Linked DNA regions of Mus musculus: region 1 is linked to region 2. The links are chromatin contacts, found by Hi-C or POLR2A ChIA-PET in ENCODE. All regions are on one chromosome and are shown on one strand. The core of a region is the stretch at or near the end of the contact, and the rest is flanking DNA. Distances in the headings are between cores, read along the strand shown. Region 1 holds the start of Siah1b (siah E3 ubiquitin protein ligase 1B). Region 2 holds the start of Syap1 (synapse associated protein 1).

Region 1 (5,922 bases), core at 2,522-5,021, 1.2 Mb after region 2:
GTGTCATAGCTCATTAATAGCAAAGGACAGTTTATCTCCCCACAGTTTAGGACCTTATGCCTCATTTCTTTTCTAGGTGACTAGGAATTTCGTTAGTAACTAACATATGCAAGCCGTTAAATTCAAGTCAGAATAGTCACCAGTTATAGTCTCTTATCTAAGAAAACAGCAGGCAACAATCTTAGTTTACAACCAAAGATTCCATTCAGCAAGCAGAAATATAAGCACAGTGCTCAGGGATGGCCTGAAATGCTGGTTTCTGAATAAACTACCACCTCTTAGTAATGCTGCTTTCAACAAGTCAGATGTGAACATCTGAAGAAGAATGTTAACGATATGTTGACAATCCTCTTACTTGAAACAGCAGTCAACATTGAGTTCTGAGCTGTGGGAACTAGCAAAGGGTTTTGCACTTTACCTATTTTTTTTTTTTTTGAGACAGGGTTTCTCTGTGTAGCTCTGGCTGTTCTGGAACTCACTTTGTAGACCAGGCTGGCCTCGAACTCAGAAATCTGTCTCCCCAGTGCTGGGATTAAAGGCATGAGCCACCACGCCCAGCGCACTTTACCTTTTTTTAAGGTTCCACATTCTTGGTCATTCTAGGTCTTGAGTGTACACCTGGTCTTCCCCTGTCAATGAAGTTGCCAGAAACAGTGAGTATTACCAAGGGTGCATTATCACTAGAGGACATATACTCAGGAGCGCAGCAAAGACCATAATATTTCCTGGGTAGAAATAGGTTGAGACAGTGTAGATAGCATCCTGAAAGCTCAATCAAGGCCTACTGTACATTATTTTTTTTCAAAACAATTTAGAAATATGAACATGGCTTACAGTATGGGAAGTCAATCAAATCAAGTTCCGCATCTGTGGGCCACTATTTTTGTTTTCTTGGTTAGGACCAAACCCAGCAAACAATCCTAATATGAACATTGCGATTTCAGGCCTTCAGCTTTTAACTTCCATACATAAAACCAAATCATAATAATAACCTGCAGAAAGAAAAGTCCCACTCACAAAAACATTAGTAACTAGATGAACATGACCTTTTAAGCCTAAGCACATCAAGTGCGAGTGTTCTGAATAACCAGGCGAGGGAGGGTGTAGGCATAACCAGCAGCCAGGAATGTATTTTGGTCAGGGCTAATTCCTTTCAGTGAAACTACAATCAATGCTGGAGAAAAGAAACTGCCAGTGGCAGTGTGTTCATGATGCACTTTCAAGCCTCGGGTGGAACTAACCTAGCACTAGTAATGAGTTTCCTCTCCTACATGAATTAATAAACTGCAAAGAAGTTGAGAAACCCTTAGAGCAAAGTAATGTTCAAAAACACTAATTCATTGTCAATAGTGGATACATATTAATCATTTAAAAGATATTAGACATTTCATTAAACTCATCAAGATCACATATACACAAGTCTTGTCTCCGTGGTTTTCTAACAACATCATCCTTCTCAGGGGAGGTCTGGACATGTCTTGAGACCCTTTTGAATGTGATCAGGGGAGGTCTGGACATGTCTTGAGACCCATTTTAGTGTGATCATTTGGGGGAAGGTGCTATTGAGAGGTCAGAAATGCCCTTTAATAGCTACAGGGCTCAGGAAGATGCACACAATGGAGAATAATTAAGTCCTGGAGCTGAGGTGGCTCCATGGTCAAAGGCTCTTCCAGAGGACCTGAGTGAGTTCCAGTCTCAGTGCCATGGCAGGCTGCTCCTACCTGCCTGTGACTCGAGCTCCAGGTGACCCAGCAGCCTCTTTCTACTTTAGTGGACTCATGCAGAAGCCTACACACATACCCATAGTTAAAACTAAAATTATTATCTCCTATTATAATTACTCCCTTCTGCCTGGCATTATCAGGACCTGGATATTGTTGGGATTCAGGAGTCACCCCACAAACCACATGAACACCAACCTCAGTCAAACAGGGATGGTTTATTAAACAACACACCGTAGGACTGACTGACACAGCTCAGACTTTGGGAACTATGACCCCAAACATTTCTCAGGGCCAGCTTATAAAGGCTAAAACAACTAAAACCACAATGAGCTCATATGCCAATGTTGGAAGTCACATAACAGTTCTTTAATTTGATAGGTCCTACTGGTGAAGCTTATAGTTGTGGAATTTCTTAAGATTAACAAACGTCATAACCTCGGAACATAACAAGGTATGTGGTCAGCATGACCCTGCTTTGAGTCAAGTTATTTTTCTGTGTTAATGACTGGTACCCATATTACTGCAACAATATGAAATAGCTGGCAGGCATGGAACAAAATGTCTACAGCTATGTTACGGCAGGAGACCTCAACAGACATAACTTACAGGAAAGGACTAGAGAGGGATGTGAGAAAAACCATCTTCTAATTCACTCCATTTTCCATGTTCACAGCAAGGCACACACTTACACACCATCCAGCTAGAATTAACCCTGAACTGCTTGAAAATGTTAAAAATCTAACCTCTGGACAGGTTGAGATCCACAGAAATAAACAGAAGTATAGAGACCTGCCTTATCAAAAAAAGACGACCTCAAACAGGCCACACTAGACTCTGAGATAGTTGACACTGGTTGCAACTCTCTCTCCGTTTCTGCATAACTTCAGCATGCTTAAAGTTTCAAAAAGAAAAGCTTTGTTGTGCATACTAGTCATGCTCACAGTTCTTCGGGCACACACATGCCAACCAAACTTTTGGATAGCAAAGGGGAGATTGGCAGACTTACAGTCCAGAAAGCAGGAGAAAAAGCAACCGTGGTTTTCAGAAGAGATTATTCAAACTAAGGTGTACACATTCAAATTATTTCTCAAGCTTTTTCAGGAAAAGACAAACGAGGTGGAGTTATACTTACAAGTTTCCAGCAGCTTCAGTCCAGTAGCCAGCCCTTAATGCCTGCTGTCATCCGGATCCCAGGCACTATTTTGAAGTTCCTGGTCTCTCGATCTGGAGTAGGGCACAAAAGAAAAAAAAAAAAAAGATGTTAAGAACTTGAGAAGTGGAGACGGGTCAGACTTGTGTTCCCGACACTACTGTGCTACCAATGCCCACCCTGGAGGGTGGCGTTATCCGTCCCCCCCCCCCCCAATCCGGATGAGTTCCAGCGTCTTCAGCCTCGGTGTCTAGAAATGCAGTCGCCCCATCTCCAAACCGGATCCAATCCCCAGGGGTTAGTTAGTGACCCTGTACTGACGAGAGCGCCCTGGGAAGCCGGTTCCTGGGGGAAGCTCGAGTAGCCCCTCCGTTATACTCTCGGACCTACATCTTTCGGGTCTCCCCGGACCAAGGTACCTCAAGACAGTGCGTGTAAAGGCCAAAGGGGTAGTCCTTGTCCCCACAGACAGGCCCTGCGACCCCGCGGCCGCGGTCACACACAGTCGCCCATCCTTACCGAATTCAACCTCCGCGCGGGCTCCCGGCACGAGGCTGCCAGCCTATGAGGAGCTTGCTTACGCCCCCTTACCTCACGCCGCAGCCTCGCGAGACCTTGACTCCTGACCCGCCCTCTGTCTTGGGCCCAGAAACCGGAAGTCCCGCCCTCCGGTAGCTCCGGTTCCGGCTCAATCCGGCTCTGGCTCGCTCCGGCTCCGGCTCCGGCTTTCGACCGCAGCTCTACAGGGAGACCGCTGAGGAGACCCTGAGAACAGCCACAAGTGACTTGCCCAGGCCTTTGATCTCGAACAGCGGCATGCGATCACCCTTGCGCCTAAGACCACAGGCCGATTTTCGCGCTCCGCCCATGTCACCAGCCCGCCTCCATCCGTCGCTTAGACCACGCCTTTTCCTCCGGGCTGTACCACTAGCTCCTTCTTATGGGTGATGCCGTTACCATGGTGCCGAAGCCTGGCTGGGTCACGTCACGTCACGTCCCCTCTTTCGTTAGACTTTCTTATTGGCCTATCAGAGCTTGGCTTGAGAGCAAGCTATGAGCCCGCCTCTCAAAGAGACCTCTTTTCCCCTGCAAGCATATTTTACTGCTTTAAGTCTAAGACACCTCAGAGGTTCCCTAATCACCTACCGTGGCCTTCACCTTGGCCGCCCCTCTCTCGCCAGATCGAGTGTCTCTCTTGAAAAAGGATACCCCAAAGTCCCTCTTGAAAACAGTCCAAATTCTAGATGCTAAATAAATAAATAAATAAAAAGTAAAGTAATGACACTTTTATTTTTTCGTGTTTCTGCCAGTGGTAATTTATGAGCAGAAACCGATGGGAAACAAAACTGCTTGCCCAGTGGTGGGGTTCAGTGGTGGAACTGAAACCTCGCAATTCCTTTTCGTGCCTTTTTTTTTTTTTTTTTTTTTTTTTTGGTTTTTCGAGACAGGGTCTCTCTGTGTAGCCCTGGCTATCCTGGAACTCACTTTGTAGACCAGGCTGGGCCTCGAACTCAGAAATCTGCCTGCCTCTGCCTCCCAAGTGCTGGGATTAAAGGTGTGCGCCACCATGCCCGGCTTTTTCGTGCCCTTTTAATGAGACCTGGGGAGCCAACCCAGTGTTTCTTCCAGCCTCTCACTCAGCAGGCTTTAAATTTTAGACAGGTACGTGGAGGAAGCACACTGCCCTTCTAGTTCTTATGACTTTTTCTAGGCACCAGCTCTCCCTCATACTATGAAGCTCTCTAGACTGCACCACACTTTCATCTCTGCTTTGAAGCCCTCCACCCCTACCCCATACTCCGACATTACTCTTATAATTTGGCTCCCACAGAGACAATGCTAACCCAAAAAACTCTGAATGGGCACACAGGGAGGAAAAAAACCGTTCCATTCGCTCTTTGTTCCTACATTCAAAATCTGTGACTATATTCTGAAAGTACAAGAAGCCTGAAAGAATCTTGAAGTTCTTTGCTTCAAGGACAAGATAAATAAATAAAAAAAGATGTGATAAGAGACTGGATAGGTGGAACCAGTGCTTGGTAAGAGCTGGTGTGTTGATCCAATCGGCAGGAGTAGCTGGGAGCATGAAACCACTGGCCATTTCCATAGTAGTTACTACAGCCCTCACACAATCAAATTCTCAACAAATATTCACTGACAATATCGCCTTTTCATTTGTGTGGAGGGTTACAAGTTTCCCCTCCATCACACAAAGATTAGTTCCATGTGTCAGCAGTCACGATTTTGTGATCACTTTAAAATATGAGTTTCCCTCTCCTCCACTTTCCACCCTTGTGTGGCTTGAAGACAGTGTGTGTATGCACAGGGTAACAATCCTGACCTTAGACGAGCACAGAGTAAAGAACAGGTTTTTGGTGTGTGTGTGTGTGTGTGTGTGTGTTTTGAGACAGGGTTTCTCTGTGTAGCCAGGCTTCAAATTCAGCTATTCACCTGCCTCTGCAGTCCAAGTGCTAGAACTACAGGTGTCTGCCCCCACCTCCAGTTTTTTTTTTATAACTCTAAATATTTTTTTTAAGATTTATGTTACGGGTGGTTGTGAGCCACCATGTGGTTGCTGGGATTTGAACTTCGGACCTTTGGAAGAGCAGTCATGTGCTCTTACCCCCTGAGCCATCTCACCAGCCCCTCACCTCCAGTTTTAAAGAATAGGTTTTAACAAAGCATTTTTATTAAGTTCACCCTGGCCCTGAGACCCCTCATTTATTTCTCAAAATGCCATCCATGTTTTTTGTTTGTTGGTTTGTTAGTTTCTGCCTCACCCTATAAACATGACTGTTTTGAATTTGATAGCATTATTTATCCTTCATCTTTCAGAAATGACTCGAAGCAGCCTACTAAAATGTACACAACATTCTACAAGAGAAGTATTTTAAAGATTTGGACATGGGGATAAATGAGGCGAATAAATAGGCATCCAATTGCAAATCATCAGATTCAAAACAGTACTTGAAGGTGGGAAGTAGATGCGGCTCTACGTTTCTAAAAGGGCTACAGAACAGAAGAAATGAAACTTATTTTAAGGTTTTA
Region 2 (6,112 bases), core at 2,803-5,302:
ATGCCAGGATTTAAGCTTTTCTCTACTTGGAACTTGTCCTATACTAGGCTGGCCTTGAACTCAGAGATCTGCTTGGTTTTGTCTCCTGAAACTTAATGTGTACCACATGCTGGGTGGGATCTTGCCCCAAAGTCCCACTTCGTTAATCTGTTATCTTGTAGAACATAGGACTTATCTCCATTCTACTTCCTGGTACCTCTTTAATATGTGAACCATATATTTTATAGTTTTCCTTTCTAAGCTTGCTATGCTTGTTCAAAACACTCATGAGACAACCAGAGAACAAAGTCTCTGTTGGGCTTTTTTTGAGACTTCTTAATACAATCACTTAATACAAATCTCTTTACTTTAGCCTCAGTAGACTCTTCAGAAAAGAGCAAAGACCAGCCACATTCTTCACTAAAATATCACAAGAACAGTCTCTTGGCAACCTATTAAAATTCACCACTGAGAACTTTGGAGTCAGGTTTCCACAGTTCAAGTCACCCTCAGCAACAAAATCTTCCATATACCTACTAGGATAGCCCATTAAGCCCCACTGAAAGCATTTCACTGCTTTCCAAAGTCCCCAAATCCACATTCCTTTAAACAAAAGCATGGTCAGGTCTATCACAGCAATACCTCAGTCTCTGTCCAATACCAATCTTAGGGTTTTAGAGCTGTGAATTGAAACCATTACCAAGGCAACTCTTAGAAGGATGCCATCTAATTGGGTCTGGTTTACAGGTTCAGAGGTCTATTATCATCAAGCCAGGAGCATGGTAGTGACCAGGCAAACATGGGGCTGGAGGAGCTAAGAGTGCCACCTCTTGTTCAGAAGGCAGCTAGCAGAAGACTGGCTTCCAGGCAGCTAGGATGAGGGTTATTAAAGCCAATATCCACAGTGACACACCTACTCCAACAAGGGCACACCTCCTAGTAGTGCCACTCCCTGGGCCAAGCACATTCAAACCACACTACTAAACAGGAAGTACTTAGCATCCCTGAAGGTAAGGATTCAACAAATGTTTGCTTAACAAATGGAACTTTCAGTGAATTCCAGTAGATTTCAAAGGTCTAAAGAAACTACTTACTGGGAATCAAGTTCAGAGATACTTCAATTTTTAAAACACAGGTAGGAAGCAGGCTTGGTATGGCTAAATTTGCTGTTCAGTGAATATTCTTGGGAGGTGGAAGCAGGAGTTCAAGTCCGCCTTAGCTATGTAGGAAGTTTGAGGCTAGCCTTGGGATACACCCCAAAACCAAAAAAACAAACCCCAAAACCCAGAACCAAGCCCAAACAACAAAACCGTAAAACCAAACTAAGAAAAGTCCACAAATAGATCTTAGAGAAAAAAAAAACTTGTTTTAGGGCCAATATGAAGAAAATTAAAACATCTCTAGTAATTTCTCTCGCCTCTCTAAACACTTTTGACATTTTCCTAAAGTCACATATATTACAGAAGCAAGCAAGAGCTTTCATTTATCCTGGAACTTTACCAAACAATTTCTTCTGGCAGTGGGGGAGTTCCATCTAAACTCACTTTCTTCAAACATCAAGACAATCTGGTAAAGAACAAACAAAAACCACTACCAAAAGAGAAACCCTGGAGAAACTTATGAAGAAAGATGGCAGGAGATACTGCTCAGAGGCCTAGCATATGTGTGGCCCTAAGTTCTTCAGTCTTGGAAAAAAAAAAGTCAAGGAAATTTTAGCCAGGCATAATGGTGTCCACCTTAGCATTTGGGAGGCACAAACAGGAGAATCAGAAGTTTCTTGTTTTTACAGGTAAGGTCTAGGTTGTCAAGGCTGGCCTTGAACTCACATTCCAAGCAGGTCTAGATCCAGAGAGCCTCCTGCCTCAGCTTCTTAAATAGCTAGGATTGCTGGCTTGGTATGTGTGACAGAGGGGCGGAGAAGATTCTTTGTGTAATCCTGGCTGTCCTGGAACCAACTCTGTAGACCTGATCTGCCAGCATCTGCCTCCCAAGTGCTGGGATTAAGGGCAAGAGCCACTATCACCTGGCCAGCTTTTTTGTTTTTTGTCTCATGTGGCCTTGAACTGCTGCTGATCTTCCTAAGACCCCAAAATACTGGGGTTACAGGCCTATGTCACCACCATACTTGACTTTTATCCCACGTTAATCTATCCCAACTACACTACAACCTCTGCTCCAGTGAACCCTTCTCACATTCCTTAAATATTCCAAATCTACTCTTTCCCAATTTTCTAAGCTGCAAATAGTCATCCTCTTTTTCTAGTGATTTCATGGTATCACACTAAGTTTTATTTTCCTTGTCCAGTCTTCGGGAGTCTTGGCTGAGATAATGTACTGTTAAAATTTGATACTGTGGCTATTTCCCCTATGCCTCTAACTTACAGTCAAACATTTTGAACAATAGGACCTTTCCTGCTGAAGTCTGTGCGTCTTTGTTCTTTGACACCCTTAATTGACTTGATAAGTCCTTAAAACTTTCAAAATTTCGTGGCTGTGTGGTGGTGAGCTCCAGTAATCGGGAGAGAGGAAGGAGGGCTGGGTTCAAGGCCAGCCTTGGCCATATGAATTTGAAGCCAGCTTTGGCTATCTCAAAAAGAACAAAAAGCCTCACAAAATTTAGTAGATATTTTTGTTGCAATTCTCTTATGTTTACTTCTGCTTAGGGCCCACCTCCCCCCAAATCACATTCTTTAACTATGTAAGCCTGCCAAAGTCTCTCGAGAATTAATACAGCAGGTATTTATATTCTTAAGAACTACTGTTTGTTCAACTGGATAATAAAATTGGAAAGTGAAATCAGGTAGATTTTTGGCTCAAAATCTACTTGTACTACTATCAGTAAAACGCTGGACTTGTTTCCCCAACCCCTTGGGGATTGTGAATAGATGAAATGAGGGATTTATTATTCACCAAAGATCTAGCACTGGAACTTGAGTATAGCAGACAATTGGCACCTTCTTTCCCACCTTAAGGGAAAAAGGTCCTGCTGAAAGGGGAAAAGAAAAAAAAATACTGATCGCGAAGCGACAGGGAAGCAGAGGTGAGAGGATCAAGGTCATCCTTGACTTTATGGCAAGTTCGAAACCATCTAGGGCTGATTGAGACCCTGCTTCAAAAAAATCAAAAGAAGGCATGAATGACTATGGCTCGAGTAACTTTTTTTTTGGACAGGGTTTCTCTGTATAGCCCTGGCTGTCCTGGAACTCACTCTGTAGACCAGGCTGGCCTCGAACTCAGAAATCTGCCTGCCTCTGTCTCCTGAGTACTGGGATTAAAGGCGTGAGCCACCACCACGGCTCGAGTAACTTAACGAAGTTACTTTAGACAATACCTTTCAGTCCTTTCTTGGGACAAAAGGCATTTTTCTAAACCAATTCTAGCTGGGAGTCAGAGTTGGAGATTCAAATGAACGTTTTCAAGTTGAACAAACCGAATTCCTTGTCAAAACCCTGAAGACAGCAGCACACTGATCGCTTTCCGGCTTCCCAAGTTTACAAACTTTGCAGGAAAGCGACAAGTCCTTAGGCACGTCGAGGAGATGAAGTGACTGCTTGGTGAACTTTGGCGTTGTCCAGCTCCTTAGCCAACTAGCCCATGTCAGAGAGGACCGTCCCCCTCCTCGTACATCAACATCCCCGCGTCCCCTCCCAGTCCACTCTCAGGTCCCAGAGAGAACTCACTGCCAAGGCCTTTGGCCTGGTGGAGGAACTGTGGGTCCTCCGTCGGCGGCTGCTGCTGCTGCTCCTCAGTGGGCTCCACGGGCCGCTCGGGGCTCTCCTCAGAAGGCGCGGCTCCCGCGGACAGCTTGTCCCCGTCCCGGCTGGGAGGCTCTTCTCCCTCCGCCGCCGCCCCCTCGGGCGGCTTCAAGCCCAGCCAACTGCTCAACCCTCCGAACATCCCGCCCGCGGGGTCACCGCCGCCTCTGCCGCGGTCCCCTCGCCCAAGAGCCCTGGCACCCTTAACCACTGGCTGATCCGACTCCGCTGGTCTTCGAGGGAGACTGACCGGAACCGGAGACCTCCCGAAGCTTGGCCCACCCTCTCTGACGGCGGCTCAGCTGGCCGCGCATGCGTCATGTCCGGCTAAGGCTCCGCCCCCTCTGCATCGACTCCCCGCCTCCCCGCCTCCCCGCCTCCCCGCCTCCCCGCCTCCCCGCCTCCCCGCCTCCCCGCCTCCCCGCCTCCCCGCCTCCCCGCCTCCCCGCCTCCCCGCCTCCCCGCCTCCCCGCCTCCCCGCCTCCCCGCCTCCCCGCCTCCCCGCCTCCCCGCCTCCCCGCCTCCCCGCCTCCCCGCCTCCCCGCCTCCCCGCCTCCCCGCCTCCCCCTGCTTTTGGAAAAGAGGCTAAGGGCCAAAAGGGTTTTCTCCGCTGAGCTCTTCTTGCTCTCTACCCACTTTTCTATTTTCCCCAGCTTTGTTTTTTGTTTGTTTGTTTGTTTTGTTTTGTTTTTGGCTTTTTCAAGACAGGGTTTCTCTGTGTAGCCCTGGCTGTCCTGGAACTCACTTTGTAGACCAGGCTGTCCTCGAACTCAGAAATCCGCCTGCCTCTGCCTCCCAAGTGCTGGGATTAAAGGCGTGCGCCACCACGCCCGGCTTATTTTCCCCAGCTTTATAGGTGTGTGGTTGGCATCTTTGGGGGCTCTCCTACCTGGTCTCACTTTGTGATTACCTCGAGATGACAGCCTCCTTTTTTAGGGCCAGCTGGACCGGGTTACACCCCCACCCTTGGAAAAGGAGGCCTCAAGCCTCCTCCTGAGTTTAACCCAAAGCTGGGAGTAATGCATAGTGATTTAGGCCAGCCTGGGCTACCTAAGTTCTTGTGTCAAGAGCAGAACATTAAAAAAAAAAAAAAACCTAAAGGAAAAAAGGAAGGAAATCAGCTGAGCGTGGTGGCACATGCCTTTAATCCCAGCCCTCGGGAGGCAGAGGCAGGAGGATTTCTGAGTTCGAGGCCAGCCTGGTCCACAAAGTGAGTTCCAGGACAGCCAGAAAAACCCTGTCTCAAAATACCAAAAAAAAAAAAAAAAAAAAAAGAAAGAAAGAAAGAAAGGAAATTAATTGTAAGGAAGAAGTTGGGGTGGGGTACTTATAGATTAAAAATTGGTTTACAGTGGGTAGGTAAAATGGATTAGCAGGTAAAGGTACTTGCCACCAAGTTTGGCAACCTGAGTTTGATTCCTGGTACCTATCTGATAAAACTGACCCTTGCAGGTTCTCTGTCCTCTGATCTCTACACAGGCTCTGTGACTACCTATACCATAAATAAAATTTAAAGTATTTCACACAATAGCTTAGAGAACTTACTGGGACTGAAGCTCAGTCAGTGGTAGACTGCTAAAACACATGCCCAACACAGCAAATCATGCGCACACATATGGAATAGACCTGGCTGAATGGGGTGATACATGCTTGTATTCTCAGCATTCAGGAAGCTGAGGCAGGAGGATCTTGAGTTCAACACAAGCCAGAGCTACATGAGACCCTTTCCCAAACAACCAAATGAGTGGCACTTAGAATTTAAAACCCTGGTAGTTTACGTGCTCAGCCCTGATCTCCACATGGCAGAAGAAAATAGCCCACTCCTGAAACTTGTTCTCTTGTCTGTATCAGTGTGCATTGTGTTCTCCCCAAACCCCACACACTAAATAAAGCATAATAAAGATTAAAATAGGGCTGGAGAGATGGCTCAGCGGTTAAGAGCACTGACTGCTGTTCCAAAGGTCCTGAGTTCAAATCCCAGCAACCACATTGTGGCTCACAACCATCTGTAATGAGATCAGATGCCCTCTTCTGGTATGTTTGAAGATAGCTGAAGTATACTTACATATAATAAATAAATAAATAAATAAATAAATCTTAAAAAAGATTAAAATAAGAAAACCCTCGAATACTCATTTAAAGACAGGGTCTCAAAGCCTAGCACAGTGGCACACACTTTTAATCCCAACACTTGGGTGGCAGAGGCAGTCAGATCTGAGTTCAAGGCCAGCCTCACCTATATAGTACAGCTAGGGTTACACAGTGAGGGTTTTTCTTTTTTTCTTTTAAATATAGGGTCTCAAGTAATCAGGCTGGCCTTGTCTTGGATTCTCTACCACACTCACCAAGCCTTTCTTATCTGATTCTGGGAATCAAAC

The links. A loop is a pair of places that touch in the nucleus more often than their neighbours do. ChIA-PET counts read pairs that join two places held with the same protein, here RNA polymerase II (POLR2A).
Region 1: a loop to region 2 is called in a map of v-Abl transformed pro-B cells, with 7 times the contacts of the local background. The contact joins the promoter of Siah1b here to the promoter of Syap1 in region 2. A Hi-C loop is called at or near these places in 1 of 37 maps with a recorded cell type or tissue (v-Abl transformed pro-B cells). POLR2A ChIA-PET finds 5 or more read pairs at or near these places in 1 of 5 experiments (embryonic stem cell).

What each region holds. Positions count from the first base shown.
Region 1 is chrX:164,072,722-164,078,643 of GRCm38, forward strand. Siah1b (siah E3 ubiquitin protein ligase 1B) reads right to left here and starts at 3,772. Exons shown (of 4, transcript NM_001308385.1): 1 at 3,466-3,772; 2 at 2,857-2,948; 3 at 569-629.
Region 2 is chrX:162,884,410-162,890,521 of GRCm38, forward strand. Syap1 (synapse associated protein 1) reads right to left here and starts at 4,053. Exons shown (of 9, transcript NM_025932.2): 1 at 3,660-4,053. The coding sequence starts at 3,876.